Regions from separate parts of the Mus musculus genome. Here all the other regions are linked to region 1. The links are chromatin loops, found by intact Hi-C in ENCODE. Cell type or tissue: left cerebral cortex. All regions are shown on one strand.

Region 1 (5,000 bases):
TATAAAAAAACAAGCAATCTCAATGTCATATATAAAAAAAAAACAAGCAATGGGGTGACTGCTGTAACTAAAGAAAACTAAAAAGGCAAGATGCTCTGATGACAGCAACAACAGAGACAGGCCTAAAGAACAATTCAGGAGTGGCAGAGTGACCATTCTAATACTGCACTTCAGGTCAGTCTTGAGCCACTGAACACATCTTATTGGCAAGCCGGTATGCAGAATTCAGGGTCAGCGCTATAACAGCACCGATGGCCTTCTCGCCAGCAGTCAGCACAGGGCCTGCTGGCACCGTGAAAGCTGACCACCAATGTGCTTCCCCTAGAACGAGCACGTTGACATTTAATCCCCAACGTGCAGGGATCAGGCACACAGCCTGTGGGACATGATCAGGGCCATAAGGATGGAATCGGTGCATGTGCCCCAGCCCTCTCTCCCCCTGTGAGGTGACAGCCAGGAAGACAAAGCAGGAAGCCAAGACTGGGCCCTCGTCACACACCAAGTCTTCCGGTGCCTTGGTCTCTGACTTCCAAGACTCCAGAGCTGTGAAAAATAAATGTTGTATAATACAACCTGTCAGCTGTGTTCTGTTACAGTAGTCCAAAGACAGGTTCCCTAAGACATGGGGAAGTAGGAACCTGAACACGGGCTGGATGTTAGGAAATAATATTATTTATATGTGGCACAAGCAACAGAAATGGAATCATCGGGTTATGTGTCTGTGTGTATATATATATATACACATATGTATATATATAGTACAGACACATACATGTATATGTATGTAACAAATAAAGACACTTAAGAGTGGGAGGGCTTTGAGGGGGTAGGGATGGGGGAAGTGATATAATTCTATTTCAACTTTTAAAACTTTAAAAAAGAAAGCAATATTGTATAAACACTATGTTTCTTCAGCGTGACGTCTCCACCATGTCCATATAGAGTGATTTCCTTTTTTTCTATGCCTGTTGGATATGCATGGTTATGTGTTTTAATGCCCTTGATTAATCTTCAAGTGGCTCAGGAAAACACATGCTCAAACACACAGACACATGCCCATACACACGCCCATACACACGCCCATACACACGCCCATACACATGTGCACACTCACTCACACAGATGGACCGAAAGCAGATATGGTGATGGTTACAATTCATTCCTATAACTATATTTTTTTCCCTGTAGATCTAGAATTTTGCAAAATAAGAAGCACTGTGAATCTTTCATGAGCCATGTCAGTAACTCAGAAGGCAAGGGAAAGCAATGCATATGTTCTGTGTTATAGAAAGGGAGTTTTTTTCCATACAAATTCAGTCTCAGGTGGAATACACTCATGCAAACCTGAGCTTTCCACTTACCACTGCGACAGGGATGTTTTCCATATAAAGAAACAGTGTTCCGACTGATGGCCTAGCTCACGGGTGGAGTACTTGCCTGACATCAAAAGCTCCCAGTTTTAATTCCCAGCAGAAAGAAAAGGGTGGGGATGGGAAAAGGAGGGGGGTGGAAAATATGTAGAAAACCAAGCATGGTGGCTCATGCCTGTAATTCCAGAACTTAGAAGACCGGTGCAGGAAGATAGGCAATGAGTTGAGGCTAGCCTGGGCTACATAGTAAGACTATCAAACCACCAACAGAAATAGTTCTCCTTGTTATGTTTCACTGCCCAACACGACTACACCATGTGAAAGCAAGCGTGTATAAGAGTCATCTTTGATTATTAAATGCTGACTATTTCATCTCTGACCTTTTCTGAGACAGGGTCTCATGTATACAGCCTGAGTGACCTAGAACTCACTATGGGGCCAAGGGTGAGTTTCAGCTTCCAGTCCTCCAGCCTTTTACCTCCCAAGTGCTGGCCTTACAGATGTGTACCACCATGCCCAGCTTATACATGGTGGGGTTTGTACATTGCTAGACAAGTACTCTACCAACTGAGCCGCAGTCCCAGTCTAATTTTTAGTTATTTTTAAAATCACTACAATAATAATAATTGGAGCTAAGTCTTTCTATTGTCCCCTGATCAGCTTTAAGGAAGATATCAACTCACAGGCATTGGAATTTCTCTCTGTCTCTCTTATCTCTCTCTCTCTCTCTCTCTCTCTCTCTCACTCTCTCTCTCTCTCTCTCTCTCTCTCTCTCTGTGTGTGTGTGTGTGTGTGTGTGTGTGTGTGTGTGTGTGTGTGTCTGAGATTGCTTTTCCACTCCTGACCTGCACAATTGGTTCTCCACTCCTTCCCACACTAGGTATGTAATACAATTTCTCTGCTTTGTTGGAAACACTATTTCGGAGGAATTTTCCAGACTTAACTGTGACACTGATCCCAGGGCCTCTCGGAAATAATAGCAAGGAAATACTGCCCCCTAGCGGTCTATCTTCTAATCGCTGGCAGAATCTAATCAAGCATGGCTTATGTAAAGGAGTAATTTACTATCATCTAAGTCTATTCAAAGGATATTCACTAACACCCTTCTTTGAGCCCAGCATAAGAAAAGAAACCACAAGAGACACAAAATTCAATCATACAGGGCACAATCTGAAACAGTTACAATTTCTGTTCCACACACAAGAATGGAGTCAAGGCTAACAGGCTAAAGTCAAGGATGGAGGCCTTTGGAAGCTGTGGCCCTGAGGCTCTCACTACAGTTGTGGTGCTGTGATGGCCACCACACTGAACAGTGTGTTCAGAAGCCTGGATTCCTTTCTAGCAGCAAGCCATGAGCATTCTATGGCTCTGCTGTCTTCATGACATTTCTTACCATGACAACCAATGACTCACAGAAACCAGATGGTTCATCTACCCATCTTCCAAATGAGGATCCTGAGGCCTAGGAGCTGCTAAGGGTGGATTCCGCTATGTGTGCTTAGCTCAGTCCCAGGGAGCAGCCATTCACATGGCTCTCTGACCTTAACCTACTGAGGGGAAACAACCCAATGCTATTTGTATAATACAACCATAACTAATGACTGGGTGAAACCGCTTTCCCACACAGTGACATAGAAATGACCTTGTCCCAAGCTGAATTCCACTCAGGACCTGGATATACATAACATGGATTCTAGCTAGCCACAATCTAAGCCCTGTGGTTTTATCAAAGGATCCAAAATAGGAATTCAAAGTCAAGGTTCCCCTCCAGTTGCAGATATTTGCTATCCAGATCGCATGCCCAGAAATTGGGAACCATGAGATATGAGGACTGGGACACTCATTATCTTAGGCATGTTTCAGAATCGTGCATTTTAATGTCTGAGACATGAAAATCTAAAACTGGCTTCGGAGACATTAGCATCCGTCAAGCTGACAAGTCTCTTTGCTCTCTCTAATGTCTTCCACTGTGGTGGCTCCAGTCTTCAGAACTAGACAGACATCTCATCTTTACAACTGTCTACCACCCAATTTGCACCAGTCAGCTCCGGCTATGATGGAAAGCGAGCCAGCTGCATAATGACTTTGAGATCAGCACAGCATGCCAGGAAACTCACAGCAGAGAAGAGTCGAGACCTCCCTGAGTTGAGGCTTTCATTTTAGGCAAGAACCTAAAGACTGAATAGGCTTAAGGTCACTTTAAAACCATTACTAGCATGCAGTAACAAGGGGGTGGGAACTTGTGTAGGAAAAAGAAATGGTAAAGACAAGAACTCAAGGATTAGGCAGTAAGGGGAGGTTGGCATTCAGGGCTCCTGAGTCCATGGAAGATGGGAACCCTGTGGCTTTGCCCCACCTCCTATGGGGATTCGGCCAATGGGGATTCAGCCAGTGGGGATTCAGCCAATGGGGATTCAGCAAAGTATCCATGTGTTCTGAAAGAGCCTGTCTGGCATCCCTACATGAACCTCCAACCATCTTACCTGATGTCCACGCCTTCCCTTTTCTCCCTTGGGGCCTTGGATGAGATTATCAATTCCAGGATCCCCCTGAGAAAACAAAAGGTGGCCTTCCTCAAATGGACAGCAAGCGAAAAGAAAAAGAAAGGAAAAGGTAGAGACAAAAGGAAGAATGGTTTTAAGGGGAAGGAGGAAGGGCTGGAGCGCTGGCTTAGAGGCAGAATAACCACATAGCATGTGCAAGGCTCAGGGTTCTATTTGTAGCACCAGGTGAGAAGGGAGGAGGGGGCGGGGCGGGGCAGGGAGGAGGGGGATCAAGGAGGACCCTTTCCATTGCCCAGACTTGTTCGCTCAATAATCCCAGAGGTCCAGCCCAATTAAAGTCCCAGCTCTTTCCACACCCAGATGTGTAAGATGCTTTTACCCTCAGATCTCTAGCTCATTTCGACGCAGTAAAGACAGACTGAACAGGCCATTCTTAGCCTCTGCACGGCTCTTAGGAATAAGGAACAAAAGCAGAAGAAAACCCACAGCCATCACTCACCGGATCTCCCCTCAGCCCAGGCTCCCCACGAGGTCCAGCTGGTCCAGGCAGACCTGTCAAGCCCTTAAATTACAAAGGAAAAAAATGAAAAATGAATCACATCATAAAATCACTCGATGCTTAAAAGGAAAGTATAAAAGGGGGATGGGGAGCTAGGATTTAAGGGGAGTCCTTGAAGCTTAAAACATTCACAGTCACATTATGGTATTGTTTCTGCAGTCTCCCTCTGCCGGACCCTGCCGGAGTATCATCCCACTTGACTCTCACATCTCAGGAACTGATTAATTCTTCTGCACACAGTAGGATCTCAGGAACTAATTCTGCTGCACACAGTAGGACCCAGGCCTCCTCACTGTCTCAGGCCTTGGTCTTTTCACCCCTCCCTGATGCTCTATAAAGAATCACATGGGAGGGGGGAAGCAGGAGTGGGGTCACGTGGGGGCAGTCAACTTTATCCACCATGCATCTTGATAGGGTTAGCAGAGTTCACAGGCGGAGAGGCGAGGCATGATTGCTGATACATACTGCAGCATTTAGGAGCGTAAGGCATGATCTTATTAAAATGTTCAATAAAGAGTTGGGCACGGAGTATCTGGCTTATTGCACTTCTTCCTAGATTCTGTCCAA
Region 2 (5,000 bases), 180 kb before region 1:
TGTGTGAAAGCTTAATATATCCACCTATTGATGGAGCTGAAGGATATGGTTAGATACGGGACAGATATTGCTTCAGTGTTGCCCCGAGTTGTAACAATCTTCCACCAGCGGTGTGGTGTCTATTGGTTCACATTCTTGGACACCATTATCGCTATCAGATTTAAGGGTCTGCTGTGGCCTTCATGCTTCCATTAAGACACACTGACAAAAGTTCTTAGAGAAAAACAAAACTATTAAATAGGCTTTGTTTTAGAAATTTCCAAAGCAATAACTGGCTACTTAAAATTAACCGACTGTGTTATTTTTCAATTATATAAAAGACAACGGTCACAGTAAGGAAAACTATGTGGAACACATATGAAATTGTCCGTGTGTTATCCCACCAGCATAGTCATTTTCACATGCTCATTGGTTTGGCAACTACTTGTTGCCTTAACCAAATCAAGTGATTTTATTAGAATATAATAATTGTACAAAATAATGGGTTTCATTATGCCATTTCCAGACAGCATGTAAAACACTCTGATAACATTCACCTCCTCTGAGTCTCCTTTTATTCCCCTCTCCCCTCCAAATCTGCTTTACTTTCTCATCCTCTTAATCCCCCAGTCCTGGAATTCCACGTATGGGAGAAGACATATGAAGCCGGCTTATGTCAATCAACACGAACGCCTACGGTTCTGTCCATCTTCCCACAAGTCACATGACTTTACTCTTCTTTATGCCTAAACAGTACTCCACTGCCTGCATACTCCATGTTAAACTGACCGAGTGTATAACAAATTCACTACTGCTTTGTCTTGTCCTGTATGTGTGTTTCCTAAGTAGGTTTAATGTGCTTTCCTGGGCTGAGTGAGACTACAGTTAATAAGAATGCACAGAATAAGTTTCTGGGTCAGACTTGGGGTTGTTGTTATTGTCTTGTTCTTTTTCTGTTTTAGAGTCTGTTTTGATACACTGTTTGAGAATAGCTCTGTTTCCAGGTTCACATGTTGGCATGATTTCTTTGGCAGCAAAACTCAAGTCCACACAATGCAAAGCACACTAAAATAGAAAACAAGTGTTCCCAGCACGAGCGGGTAGCTCACAAGGCAGCTTCTCCTCCCCTTTCTTTGTTATGAATTTGTTACTCTATAAATGTCCTGGTAAAGAAAACCCACTGACTATAGGTAACGGGTGCTAAATGTAATCTCAGGGTCCTATGGGAACCAGCGACACAGAGTTTAGGGTTGTATAAATGGGAAGAAAAAAAAAAGACAATTGGGACATTCCAATTACAAACTGTTTTTACTCAAGGGTCTAATTTGAGATGTAGATGTGATGGCGATCATGACAAACATCTTCTTTTGGCAGGCACTCACCAAAGTGATCAAAGCGAGTGAACCAAGCTGTCACGGGGAAGGCTGTTGCCTCTTCTTGCTCAGTGGTCCCATTCCTCCTGAGAGATGAAACCCGGTCCTAGTTTTGAAGGTCTGTTCCTTGATGTCTCTATCCTGAAGAGTCTCTCCCTCAGGTTTGGGACTGAGAAGCAAATTTAGTTCTAGTTCCTGCCCCGACCCTTCTAATAAATGATTGGCATTTTCTGGCTGGAACTACTGCCGCAGGGGAGTCCCATCTGCCAGCGAGCACTCTTCTCTCCTGAAAGCTCATCTTGCATCTTCGCCATCTGTAAAGCATGAAAGACACCCTGCTCTTAGCGTCATGATATTGGATAACAGTATTTCCTCCTGAGCCTACTCCTGTAGGTGCCAGGTATGAAACAAACACAAGAAACAACGATAATCCTTGCTATCTTCAACAGTCAAACTAAAAGTCCAACCTAGAGTCATCTAGGTCCATGGAGAAAAAAACGTGACCACTGGTAAAACTGTATAATGCAAAGGACTGCAGACACAAGTCTCTCTGATCTACCCATGATTTGAAATTCCCTGCTTAGTGGCTTTAGCAGATAGAATTATTATATAATCATTTGAAGGGGGGTAATGACTGTTTGCAACGTCTGGCTCTGCTCAGAATTCCTGTGGCCTCTTCATGGAATTCATTTACAGGACAACACTCCTCCCCTATCCCCATCCACCTGCTCCTGACCTCCGCCATGTAAGTTTTTGGTTGCTAATACCAGCACCTACTATCTATCCCTCAGAGGGTGCTGTTGCGCAATTGAGTGGCTCAATGAGCCCTTGCGATGAATGGCCTTGCCCTATAGCAGCTCTGGGTCCATCCATCAGCGATCTGGGAGGGAGGAAGACCCAACCTCCAGCCTCTGTTCAGGATAGTTCTGCCTCCTAACTTAGAAAAGCCTAACTCCGGGCCAGACCCAGGCTTTGGCTGCCCTCTATGGGACATTACTGGGATAGCACTTCATTTGGTGTCTTCTTCCCTAGGATGCTTCCTCCATCGAGTGATGGACTCTCCTGTGACTACTCCACGAATGGATCTCATGAACATAGGTTGTCAACTCAGGGAGCACCTCAGGGGAAGTTAGCTAAGTACCTGTCTCCATGGGAGAGGTCATGTCCTTTTGCCCTGCATCTTGGAAAGTTTCTAAAATTCTAATCCTAAATTTTTTTAACAATTTAAAAGGCACTAAAAGTATGTAACTGCAACATCCTGTAAAAGCTGACATTTAAAAATAAAGCTTCCGTGGGGGCCAGAGAGATGACTCAGAAGGGAAAAGCCAAGCCCTCTTGACTTGAGGTCAATCCCTGGAATCCATGTGTGAAAGCCCCGTGTGGAAGCATGCGTTTAGAATCCCAGCATTCCTACGGTGAAGTGGGAAGCAGAGACAGGAGAATATCCCAGAAGCTTGCAGGCAAAGCCAACCTGGAGTATGTACCACTACTCCTCCTCTTCCTCCTCCTCCTCCTCCTCTTTCTCTTCTTCCTCCTCTTCCTGCTCTTCCTCTTCATCCTCCTCTTCATCCTCTTTCTCATCTTCTTCCTCCTCTCCCTCATCCTCCTCTTCCTCCTCCTCCTCTTCCTCCTCCTCCTTCCCCTCCTCCTTCCCCCTCCTCCTCCAAACAAGGCAAAGAGAGAGAAAAACCTGGGTCCTCTGACCTCTACCTCCCCACCCCACATAATACACTCATATGCATACACCTCATACACACTCAGACATACAACAATAACAAAGTTTAACATGTTTTTCAATGACACTTCCATATTTCTTTTATCAGACAGGGTATCATGTAGCCCAGACTGGCCATGAACTCCTGATCATCCTGCCTTGACCTCCAGAGGGCTTAAACTACAAACAGACTCTACCATTGATGGCCATGTTTCTCTTTTAGCTTATCCAACAAAATCTAAATTCCATAGTGGTTGATATCAGCTGTCCATTGTATAAAATATGTTTACGTCAGATAACTTATAGTGTTCATTTCTCTCCTTAAACTTCTACCTCCATCCCTCTTCTAGTATAGGATTTCATTCCAACTGTAAACGATTCAAATGCTTTAAACTTTAAATTATTTGCCCAATCATACCTTCCTGTTGGAGATCTCTCTCTCTCTCTCTCTCTCTCTCTCTCTCTCTCTCTGTGTGTGTGTGTGTTTTAATTTCCTATGTCATAAGTCTAGGTATCAAATTTTTATCAAGATGGGATATTACTAGAATTTACCACAAATGCCTATATGTGTAAACTTTGCTCATTTTAGCAGGGAAAAGTAAACATTGTATTGGAAATGTATTAATTATATGGATAATTTGTGTAGTATTTCTAACTCTGGTCTGACCATTTCCACCCAGTCTCCAAAGCATCTTAGGAAGATTTTATATCTGGGCCACAGCACCTTAATCAGATGCAGGATGGCTAAGAGACCTGCCACACTCATGGGGGGCCTGGGGAAGGAGCAGGGCATTTGTAAGAGATGGAAGAAGGCCTCCGAGATTCCTCACACATAAAACATGTTCTTTAGGACTAGCTCCTTAGACGACCACATTCTGGCAAGTCTCTATGTGTCCACTAGAGACGATGTATGTACCCCAGAAGGGAAAATACCCACTTTAACCAAGCTCCTCATTAGCAGTGGTGGAAGACCACAGCAGCTGGGAGAGCTTTAGGGATTGTACGCTAGGTTAACAATCAGGGACTCCTCCTGCCCAGTCTGGTGAGCTGTCCACACAAGCATCCATCAGCTCTGTCACTCATCACAGCTGCAGAAAGCTAGCACTCACTGAAGTTTCAGCCTAGGCCACATGCCGTTTGAAGCACATCACATACATGCATTGTTCACCTTAGGCTCTGACATAAGCTCTGTTACTGTCTTTACTTTGCAGTCAAGGAAATGGAGGTTCAGAGAGGCAGAGTGGCATGCCCAACGTCAGATGCTCAGTGACTGAAGAAACATTCAAGTACTATTTCCTAAGTGGGCACAAAACCCTACCTCTCTAAGCTAGCTCCTCAGACAGTGTCTGTGGTTGGACTGATTTGACGATAGCTGCTCTCTCAGACTCAGTGCCTACCAACTCATGAAAGACAACGAAATCTCCCGCAAACCCAGACGACTTGTTGCTGTTTTCCCAGGAGCATGGGATCTTCTACATCGTAATATCTAGTTGAAGGACTCTTATTTAAAAACTCTGATGTGCACTCAGGATCTACAACAGTAGGCCGGTGGTTTTCAAGCATCAGCCTGTATGAGACTCCCTCACATGTTCTCAGCGACAGCTTTAGTTCAGCCGGTCTATGGTGGGATCTGAGAATCTGCATATCCAGTGAGTGCTAGATGGTGCTGATGTTGCTGGGGTTAGATTGTACCAATTTGATGATTTTCAACAGTAGACTTCCCTGAGACATGCAGCAGGAATGATCTAGGCAGGGTTCAGGCAGTGTTTTCCAAACTTGGACACATACCTGAACCACGAAGGGAGCTTTGTGAATCATACTAACTCTACGTCTCACCCTCAAACAGAGATTTCATGTGTCTAGGGTGTGGTTTTGTTCTCAATTAGAAGCTACTACAAATAGTGCTGCTATATGCATTCTAGTATGTATGAATA
Region 3 (5,000 bases), 74 kb after region 1:
CCATTATCTTGACTGGCTTACCATTCATTGTCTCAGACCTAAAACCACTCAGCATACAACTTAACATCCTTTGGTTTACAAAAGATAAAACTTCTTAGCATCATAAGTAAATTGGTATCCATGCTACCCTATTGGTTCTGGGGGACTACTGGAGGTACAGATTTCTCTTCTGTTTTGTCTTCTGTGTTTTTGTTTGCGTGCTTGCTTTTTAAGTTTTATTTTTATGGAGCTAAGAGAGCACTAACTGCTCTTCAAGAGGACCTGGGCTCAGTTCCCAGCACCCACAAGGTAGCTCACAACCACCTATAACTTCAGTCCCAGGGTGTCTGATGCCCTCTTCTGGGCTTTGCAAGCACCAGCCATATACACATACATGCACATACATACATGCAGGCAAGCACTTACACAAGTAGGTTTTAAATAAATAAATCTGTTTTTAAAAGCCAAATTGAAATTTACTTTCATTATTTTTTAATTATCTGTCAGAGTGTGTGCATATGAGCGCAAATCCCTTGAAGGCCAGAGCATGGGATCCCCTGGAGCCAGAGTACACATGGTTATGAGCTGGCCGAGGTGGGTGCTGGCCACAGAAACTCCATCTTTGGCCAGCCCCTGAACTATATTTTTAACTTTGTTCTTTAGCAAGAAGTTGAGTCCCTAACATCTACTTGTCTACATTCAGCCATCTTAATGACCAGCTTACTTAACAAATGTTCTGTGCAGTTGACTCTCTCTTAACCTCCTACATTGCACAGAACACTATTCCATAGACAAATAGGGTTGTGAATGTCTATAATCTCAGCACTCAAGAGTCAGAAGCAAGAAGATCATGAGTTCAATTCGGGTGTGGTGGCACACGCTTTTAATCTCAGCACTCGGGAGGCAGAGGCAGGTGGATTTCTGAGTTCAAGGCGAGCCTGGTCTACAAAGTGAGTTCCAGGACAGCCAGGGCTATACAGAGAAACCCTGTCTCAAGAAGAAGAAGAAGAAGGAAGAAGAAGAAGAAGAAGGAAGAAGAAGAAGAAGAAGAAGGAAGAAGAAGAGGAAGAAGAAGAGGAAGAAGAAGAGGAAGAAGAAGAGGAAGAAGAAGAGGAAGAAGAAGAGGAAGAAGAAGAGGAAGAAGAAGAGGAAGAAGAAGAGGACGAAGAAGAGGAAGAAGAAGAGGAAGAAGAAGAGGAAGAAGAAGAGGAAGAAGAAGAGGAAGAAGAAGAGGAAGAAGAAGAGGAAGAAGAAGAGGAAGAAGAAGAGGAAGAAGGAAGAAGAAGAGGAAGAAGAAGAGGAAGAAGAGGAAGAAGAAGAGGAAGAAGAAGAGGAAGAAGAAGAAGAAGAAGAAGAAGAAGAAGAAGAAGAAGAAGAAGAAGAAGAAGAAGAAGAAGAGGAAGAAGAGGAAGAAGAAGAGGAAGAAGAAGAGGAAGAAGAAGAAGAAGAAGAAGAAGAAGAAGAAGAAGAAGAAGAAGAAGAAGAAGAAGAAGAAGAAGAAGATGATAATGAGTTCAAAGCCACATGGGGATACATGGCAAGTTTCAGGACAGCCTGTACTATGTGAAGCCTGTCTCCAAAAAAAAAACAAAAAAAAACAAAACCTTACACTCCAGGATATTAATAAAACGTTAAAATTCAGGTAACCCTGCCAGTCAAAACTAATCATAAGATCCTTTCAAAAGGAAGTCTTCCTTGCTCTTTAAAAGCTGTTTGCTTCTTCCTTTTACTGGTAGATGAGATGGTACTGACCAGATGAACAGGTCAGCTGGCCATTGGACTCAGCAGCTGCACTATCTCTATGATCTAACCAGCACAGGCCACTGGCAGAGTTTTCTAAGCAGGCCTTTTCAGAGTCCAAAAGATAAAGGCTAAATTTCGAGCAAATTCCAGCTTCTCGCCAGGGCTTCTGAGCACAAAAGATATCTGCCTCTCGGTAAAGCTCATTCAAAAGCTGGAATGGAAGAGCTAGCCTCCCCAGGAGCAAGAGGAAAGCTCTCTTTATCTGATTTGAGCTTGGACCTGAATTCAGACAGCTGGATGCAGTTGCAAGGATGTGGACACACTGCCATCTGCTGGCCACATTGTGCAGAGCAGAAGACGTGTCCTCCCGCAATAGCTATGTCTCCCCCAACATCCCCTTTCCTCCTTTTCCAAATTGGAAGAATACGGGTGTCTCACTTAGAGCAGAGCCTTATACGCAAGAAGCTGGGGATGGGTGTTCTATCTGGGAGATGATTCTGGGACTATGAGGAGGACAAGATGGGTTTCAGCTGCCATGCATTCCACCCCACAGTACAGCAAGCCCAGAGCAACAGACGGGATGCCTCAGAGAACGAACAGCAAGGAGAGGCTGAGACATGTATCTGTGCATCTTGCTCCCTCTGAAAGCCCAGGGGAAGTGGTGTTATGCACCAGTTATGTCTGCTTCTATTCTCTATGAGCTGCCTACAGCCCTGTCTGGTGCCAATTTTCCAGACTCCTTCCCATTTTACCGAAGTTTGGAATATGTGAGTGTGTCATCTACCAATCTTGCACCACCAGGCAGAAGGGGGACTAAGCTTTGACTTTCAGCTAGTCACCCAGTCTCTCTATGGTTCCCCAATTTTTAAATGAAATGGCCCTAGGACCTAACTCAGCACAGTGCACAAGGATTAACCAAGCATATGCTTTTAAAGTGTTTAAAAGTTCATCCTAGCTTGAAAAGCACTGCATAAACATCAGCATTCATTCAACAAATATTCCCTGAGCATCTACGTCCCAAGGATGCAACAACAATGAAATGTGCGCCCCACCCCCACCCCCATGCTCTCTGCCAGAGTCTCACTAGCCTACGTGACTCAGAGTCACCTGGAGAACTGTCAGGGGTGTTTGTTTCATCTTTGATTCTTGGTTTTAATCCAGAGCCTCACACGTGCTAGGCAGGTGTTCTATCACTGAGCCCTGTGACCTTCTTAGAGCACAGATGAGAGGGCCCCACTTCCAGGATCTCTGAGACCTTGGAGTCTGCACTGCCATCCTGGCTCCAGGTGCCACTAAGGCTGCTGGCCCAGGAGGTCACATTTTAGGAATCGTTAGCCAAACGGCACATGACAGCACAAGCCTGTAGTCTCATACTCCAGAGGCAGAGACAAAATTACCTAAGGTCAGGGCTAGCTTTGCCCATAAACTAGTAAGTTACAGGACAGCAAAGGTTACATAGTGCAGACCTGTGTCCAAAACCAACAACAAAACTATATGTATGCACAATGGAATATCTTCCAGCCTTAAAAGGGAGGACATTGAGGCCTGAGAGGTGGCTCAGCAGTTAGGAGCTTTTGCTAAAATTCCTTCCCTGAGAGAGACAAATGTCTACCCCTCCTCCTAAGGCCAAATCCCACCAAAGCTCACCCAGAAGTACCAATGACTTTATCAATCATACTTACATAGCGGAAGGTGTGGGATAATGGCCGTGCATGTGGATAACCTTAAAACGGCGCACCAGAAGGTCTGCATCCAGCAGGGATGCCAGTGTCCCCTCACTGTTCTCCACTCTAGCCCTTCCCCCAAGACCAAATGCAATTAAGGGGAAATTGCATACACCTGCGTGGGATATTCAGCTGAGGGTCCCTTGACTCTCCCAACAACCCCCTTCTAAGCGGGATGGTAAATAATCAACAGGTCCGGCTGTGACAATCGCAACAGGCCCAGCACAATTCCTGAAAATGATGACAGTTCAGATCAAAGGATAGTCCTGCCCAACCAGAGTGATTGCTGTTCTTGCAAAGGCCCCGGGTTCAACTCCCAGCACCTACTGAAGCCTCACAACCCTGGGTAACTACAGTTCCAGGAGACTCCTTATCTCTGCAGCTTCCACACATGTGGTACACATGTACACACTCAGTCACACACACTTGTGTGTGTTAAATAAATGAGTACATTTTACAAATTGTTTTTAAGAAGAAAACAGCTGGTAAGCTGACTTGGTTGGCAAAGGTGATTGCCACCAAGCCATGATGAGTTCAATCCGTAGGACTCAAGTTGTAAAAGTAGAACTCTTAAAATCTGTGGCCTGGGCTGGTGAGATGGCTCAGCAGGTAAGAGCACCGACTGCTCTTCCAAAGGTCCTGAGTTCAAATCCCAGCAACCACATGGTGGCTCACAACCACCCAGAACGAGATCTGATGCTCTTTTCTGGAGTGTCTGAAGACAGCTACAGCATACTTACATATAATAAATAATTTTTTTTAAATCTGTGCCCTGAGCTCCTCACCATACACACACACAGACACACACACATGTGCGCGTGCATAAGTAGATGTTAAGATTTTTACAGGAGGAGGTGAGAGTGAAGTGAGAAGAGAGGGGAGGAGGAGAGAGGAGGAGGAGGGAGAGTCATGGAGCAGGAGAGGAGGGGAAAAGAGAAGGAAGGGGAGTGAGCAGAAGGGGGCAGGAAGAAGGAGCAGAAGGGGACAGGAGGAGAGGGCAGGAAGGGGCAAGAAGAGGAGGCAGGAGGGGCAGGAGGAGGGGGCAGAGGGAGCAGGAAGAGGCAGGACAAGTAAATAACTCTGGCATTTGAAATGACTTGTATGGGACTGGAGACATTTTGCTAACTGAAATAAACCAGACAATGACACTTAGACAAGGAGTCTGAAGCATTCAAACTCAAAGAAGCAGAGAGTAGCGAGGTGGTTACCGAGGCTGGAGAGTGAGGGGAACCTGGAGGTGATGTCAAAAGGCACAGATCTCAGGCCAGGGGATTATTGTTTTTAGTTCTTCCAGGCCTCATACTGAATAACAGTTGAGAGGAGAGAGAGATACATTTCAAAACTGTGGAATGACCCAAATGTTCTCAGAACAAAGAGTTTCTGCGGTGTCCAATGTAACCAGCTTAGCTCACTTTATCCATACATCCTCCCCTCGCTTGGAGCCCCAACAATTTATACAACTGTAAATTGCCAATTTACAATTTCAAAAGAATCATTAGCTACACTTCCATTCCAGAGCGGGAGGAGCAAAGGCAAACTCAGCCCTGTCAGGCA
Region 4 (5,000 bases), 540 kb before region 1:
CAAAAAAGGAGGGGGGGAAAAAAGAAAGAATATTACACATAAGCCAGAAGTCAGCATAAACAATAAACATGGTTAGTTCAAGAGGGAAGAAATATCATTTATTCAGTTATTCAATACTTTTTAAAATCCAAGTGCTATAAATGAGAAGCAGTATTTGAATGAGGCCAAAGTGGTCCAGTAACGTGACAGACAAATGCATCCAAACACAATGTGTAATGGGGACAAACAGGTTCCACTGTCAACCTCCCAAAGATGTTTTGAAATAGGGCGGGACTTTAAGACAGGAAACTCTCAGAAAATTTCATTAAACTCCAGTGTTAGGGTTTTTTGTTTTTGGCTTTTTTTGTGTTTTGTTTTTTTTTTTTCCTTAATCTGAGTTCAAAAATGCTTTTTGCCAAAGCTAGAATTTATTTTAAAAATCTTTTTAATTCCGTCACACACTCTAACAAAGCTTGCTATGCAAATATACAGAGATTCGACCCACTGCTTTCTCTTCCCCTTTCCACTTCACATCCACAGATTCCTTTCAAAGAGCTATAAGGATGTGCACAGATGCTATCTCAAATGAAAACTTCCGTTCCATTCCCTATGCTCAAGAAAATAACAATTTCCCAGGAAAGCAGACTCAAGCTGTCACCCGCAGAACCCGGCAATGCCCACATTACCAAAATAAAAGCTACATGCCCTTAGGGAACCAAATCCTCAGACATTTCACATGCAAAGGGCAGAAAAAAAAAACAATTACATAAAATGAGGAAAATAAAAAGGTGGGAAAAGACAGACAACTTAAAAAGCAAACCACACCCTCAACTCTTGTATTACAAACCCATCTGCCAGGGGCCTTTACCTTCATTTTCCATCGAAACTGCACTCTGGTTGATGGCTACAAAGTCTTTAGTGTCAGCCACGGCCACACTGGGAATAGAGAGGAGAGGAGGACAAGGAAGAGAAGACCCCGGAATCCCAGGCTGTCACCCCCGCTCCCGGCCACGCGTCCCACGGCTGCTCCCACCACCCCTAGCAGCAGCATCTGCAAGAGAAACCAGGAGAAGCGGAGCTGAGGAGAGGGGAGAGGAGCAGGGCGACCCTCGCCCAGCCGCCACCACCCTAGCCCACCCCCTGCGCCGCCCGCAGCGCCTGCGACACACACGCCAGCCGGGCGGCGCCCGAGAGGCGCCCTACGGGCAAGAGACGTTCCCCCCCTCCCTGGACGCCCCCTTCCCTCTGGACCTGGAAGTTTCTGGAAATAGGGGCAGGAGTAGACACCCGAGTCCTCCCCGACACCCCAGACGTCCTCCCCTTCCCTCCAGGCTGCGAGGACTCACTCGCGGGGCTGCGGGGGCGCCCCACGCGCCTCGGGCGACCCGGAGCTGCTGGCAGCACAGCGGCGCCACACGTCCCGAGGAGAAGGAGCAGGACGGCGGCAGGGAGGGGAGAGGAGGAGCGGCGAAGGGCCCGTCAAGCTCGGCCCGCCGGCTCCGCGCGTCTCCGCGCACGGCCGAGCAGCTCTGCTCCCGCCTCCGCCTCCTGCGCTCCGCTCCGCCCCTCCCCGCCGCCCGGCGCTCCCTGCACTGCCCAGCCCGCCGCCCACCGAGCTTTGTCGCTACCACTTCCGCCCGGAGAGGCGCGCGCGCAGGCGCACTCCAGCTCTCGGCGCGGGTGAGCGGAAGTGCAGTGAGGCCGAGCCTGCGAGCCCTAATGGACGTGGTCCTGGGGATGCAGAGGGTTTGTAGGAGAGCGCGCGGGGCCCACGGCTCCTCCAGGGCTCTCGGGATAGCGACTGCCCGCTTTCTACACACCCGGCGGCGCAAGGGGCGGAAGGACACCCATCCCCGTATCCAGCCACACATTCTGTCGAGGCGGCCGCGGGTACGAGGCAGAGACAGGCACAGCCATTGCCGGGTCACAGAGTCGCCTGGGCGCTCTCTGCACAGCTCTGGAAGTCTCTCCGGTCTCACGGCCGTCACAATCTCCCCGGACGACACAGAGAGAAGCTGATGTTCCTGTCAGCGGCCTCCCACGCGTCGTACCCTCACTTGTAAACACGAGCTCTGGCTGCTTCTCTGGTCTTGGGAGGACTGGTCATCATGGGACCAGTTTCCAAAATTCTTTCCTGCTCAGGGGTGTGCTCCGAAGCCCCATGTGTCATGAAAGGGCAAGGTTCAGAGTGACAGCTCGAGGAAGGAACCCTGACCTTTTTTCATTGCGTGAATGCAACCAGAATAGCTGGGATAGAATCTAGAAATCAAGTCGCCCTGCCATCGAAGCCGAAAAACCCATATTACCTTGGCCGCTGCTATCATTTTCCAAGTCAGCCTTTCACTTAGCACCTCACACAAACCCCTAGACTTCTAATGAATAGTTGCTACTCTTTAAAGCACAGGAAGCCATTGAACCACTCTCCCACCTATATCCACTAGAGGGCAGAACTACACCTATGGCCAGTTACGGAGCATCCTCTGAAGACCCCCTCCCTCCCCTTCTGCTCCAAAGAAAAAGCCTCTACAGGTATTTTTTCCTCCGTGACCAAATAACCGTAACAAAATTGCTCTTTTATATTGGGTCCTATAACATGCTTTCAAACACACGTTCTACATAATGGACCGAGTTGCCTGCCTTCCTGTGTTGGGTGCCTGTTAAGCTTGTTTAGGATCAAAATTTCTGGACAGCTTCTGGGTTGACATACACACGTCTTCTATTTTGAAAAATGAGCTTTTGCCAGGCATAGTAGTTCATGCCACTCATGGGAAACAGAAGCAGAGGATGGCCGCAATTTCCAGGCCAGGCTAGTGTAGAAATCTATAATTCATCTCCACTTTGGTATGTATAATGATGTTTTATATGCCCCGTGGCATAAGCTTGTGGCTTCTATAATAAAATTGCTGTCTCGTGCTCAGTTTTAAAATTAGTTTGTAGTAGTTATTACTTAACAGAATATTAATGTTACAACAAGCACAATTTAAAACACAAAGTTTACAAGGTAGATCACATTATATAAGCACTTAGAATTCATATGTAGACTTCTGGAAAACGTAATTTTATTGTTGTGCTGGGGTTTCTTTTATCACCTTAACAGGGCTAGTGTCATCTGGTAAAATGGAAGGCTCAACTGAGAAAATGTCTCCATCACATAGACCTACCTACAGTCAAGTCTGTGGAGAATTTTCTCAAGTGATTGATGCGGGAGTGCCGGGATCACTGTGGACAGGGCTATCCATGGACAGGTGGTCCTGGGTTAGGTAAGATGGCAAACTGAGGGACCCGTGAGAAGCAAGCCAGGAAGCAGTGCTCCTCCATGGGCTCCGCTTCAGTTTCTGCCTCCAGGTTCCCACTTTGGATTGCTTCAGCGATGGAAAGTATAAGCCTTTCCTTCCCTAGCTGCTTCTGATGTCTTGGGACAGCAAAAGAAAAGAAAACTAGGACATCTGTATTGTTAGTTATTGGACCAATTAGCTGAAACGATGCGCGTGTTGCTTAAGATGGTTTTTCTATTCTGTACCAGATCTGATCACGGCCCCACACTAGCCGAGATCAGCAACATTGACTTCTATTTCCTGTGATCAAAAGTTAGCATTTATTATGTATCTGCATATAATTTATATATTAAAGCTTTAATCAATACTGTTAAAGCCAGAGCAGCATGCTCTCCTCTTTTTCTGTGCATGCTGGATCCTTCTGTGAGGGGCTGTGTACCATTCCCACCTCGGTGTGTGACAGAGGGAGGGACTAAAATATAGTGAACTGTAAATGCAAAATGCACGAACATGCAGAAGGATTCCTTCTTTCCTCTTACACAGTAAAACTGTCGGAAGGGACAGAAAGGGCGCGTGAAGATAATAATAAAGCAGAAGCATTGCCGAGGTGGAACCCTTAATATGTGAAGAAACATTAAGACTAGCTACAGTGAGACTGGTGGCCATGAGAGACAATATAGCCAAGTGTCCTTGTGACCAACCCCGAAAGTTCCCCTTTAAAATAACCCTCCCCTAAAGTTTGGCTCTTATTCCTTTTGTGTTGAATATTTAACCTACAAAATTAAATGCATCTAGAGCAAAATGTGGTTTACAGGAGCTGAGAGTGTTTCTCAGTGGTGGGAATGGAATCCTTAGATGATTCAAACTTGAGCACCACTGAGAAAGTGGGGGTGAGGAGATGAGAAAAGAAGAGTGGTCACATGACTGAGAAGGTTCGAGGCTCCTTTTCCTGGGGGAAGCGTGGGGAAGCACGGTCATGATGCTCCAATGTTATTCATACTGTGCTTGGTTCTAAGAGGATATGAGCTACCCTGCTTTTATATTATAATAAAACTTGAACATTTAAAAGTATATGAAGATCAAATACTTGATATAAATTAGCCTTGTCCAACTATTTAAATACAGATGATAAAGGAGTGTGTATTTTAAAATAAAACTAGAAGAGCTACTTTTAAATCTTCCCCTAGTTACTGTCTTCTTTTAACCCTTTAGCATCATCTGAACTAAAGGATCAAAATTGTTAGGAAAAGTCAGCAAACAAAGATATATGCCCTGAAGTTCACCATCCCATATAGTTGGTTTAAAAGAAAAAAAAAACTGAGCACGTTTATGCATATGTATGTATGTTCGTGAGCGTGTGTGTGTGTGTGTATGTGTGTGTGTGTAAGCATAGAAGACAGCCTTGAGTACATCTTTAGAATACCCTTCATCTCCTTTGAGCCAGGTCTATAATTGGCCTGGGGCACACAGATAGTCTAGATTGACTGGGCAGCAAGCCCTAGGGATCCTCCCATCTCTGCCTCCCCAGAGATGGAATTACAGACACATGCCACCATGCTCAGTTGAAGATGGAATTCAGTACATTTTCTTACCTTCAAGACAAGCATATTACTGACAGCTATCTTCCCAGACTCTAAAAACTGAACATTTTTCTAAAAGAAAGACACAACACTTTTTGTAAGGTAACCTACTCCAACTATACAACAGAATATTTCTTATACAATAAAGGGCGTGTGAATTGTCAGG

What was found. Hi-C counts contacts between places; a loop is a spot of excess contacts. Peaks named below come from ENCODE experiments on the same cell type or tissue, not always from the same donor. Only the 100,000 strongest peaks of a DNase experiment are listed, where the experiment ranks them.
Region 2: it touches region 1 in a loop (3-fold over the local background); 5 of 42 quality-filtered maps call a loop at or near these places.
Region 3: it touches region 1 in a loop (2.6-fold over the local background); 3 of 42 quality-filtered maps call a loop at or near these places.
Region 4: it touches region 1 in a loop (5-fold over the local background); 5 of 42 quality-filtered maps call a loop at or near these places.

What each region holds. Positions count from the first base shown.
Region 1 is chr9:106,036,719-106,041,718 of GRCm38, forward strand. Col6a4 (collagen, type VI, alpha 4) reads right to left here. Exons shown (of 38, transcript NM_026763.2): 18 at 4,374-4,436; 19 at 3,854-3,919. Among named protein-coding and RNA genes, the nearest start is that of Col6a4, 57 kb to the right of the region's middle. In left cerebral cortex, a CTCF peak has its summit at 2,379 (motif pointing left); DNase peaks (open chromatin) are centred at 1,898, 2,377, 2,742 and 3,345; H3K27ac peaks cover 1,411 bases.
Region 2 is chr9:105,855,672-105,860,671 of GRCm38, forward strand. Col6a5 (collagen, type VI, alpha 5) reads right to left here. Exons shown (of 41, transcript NM_001167923.1): 41 at 399-1,666. The coding sequence ends at 1,647. Among named protein-coding and RNA genes, the nearest start is that of Col6a6, 30 kb to the left of the region's middle. In left cerebral cortex, a CTCF peak has its summit at 2,332; DNase peaks (open chromatin) are centred at 965, 1,408, 1,610 and 2,336.
Region 3 is chr9:106,110,929-106,115,928 of GRCm38, forward strand. No RefSeq gene overlaps it. Among named protein-coding and RNA genes, the nearest start is that of Col6a4, 17 kb to the left of the region's middle. In left cerebral cortex, a CTCF peak has its summit at 2,055 (motif pointing left); a DNase peak (open chromatin) is centred at 2,051.
Region 4 is chr9:105,493,568-105,498,567 of GRCm38, forward strand. The region is part of intron 1 of Atp2c1 (ATPase, Ca++-sequestering); the gene reads right to left. Gm40564 (a long non-coding RNA gene) reads left to right here and starts at 2,425. Exons shown (of 2, transcript XR_871130.1): 1 at 2,425-2,508; 2 at 3,077-3,631. In left cerebral cortex, CTCF peaks have their summits at 1,108, 1,626 and 2,423 (motif pointing right); DNase peaks (open chromatin) are centred at 667, 1,607 and 2,410; H3K4me3 peaks cover 2,822 bases; H3K27ac peaks cover 1,975 bases.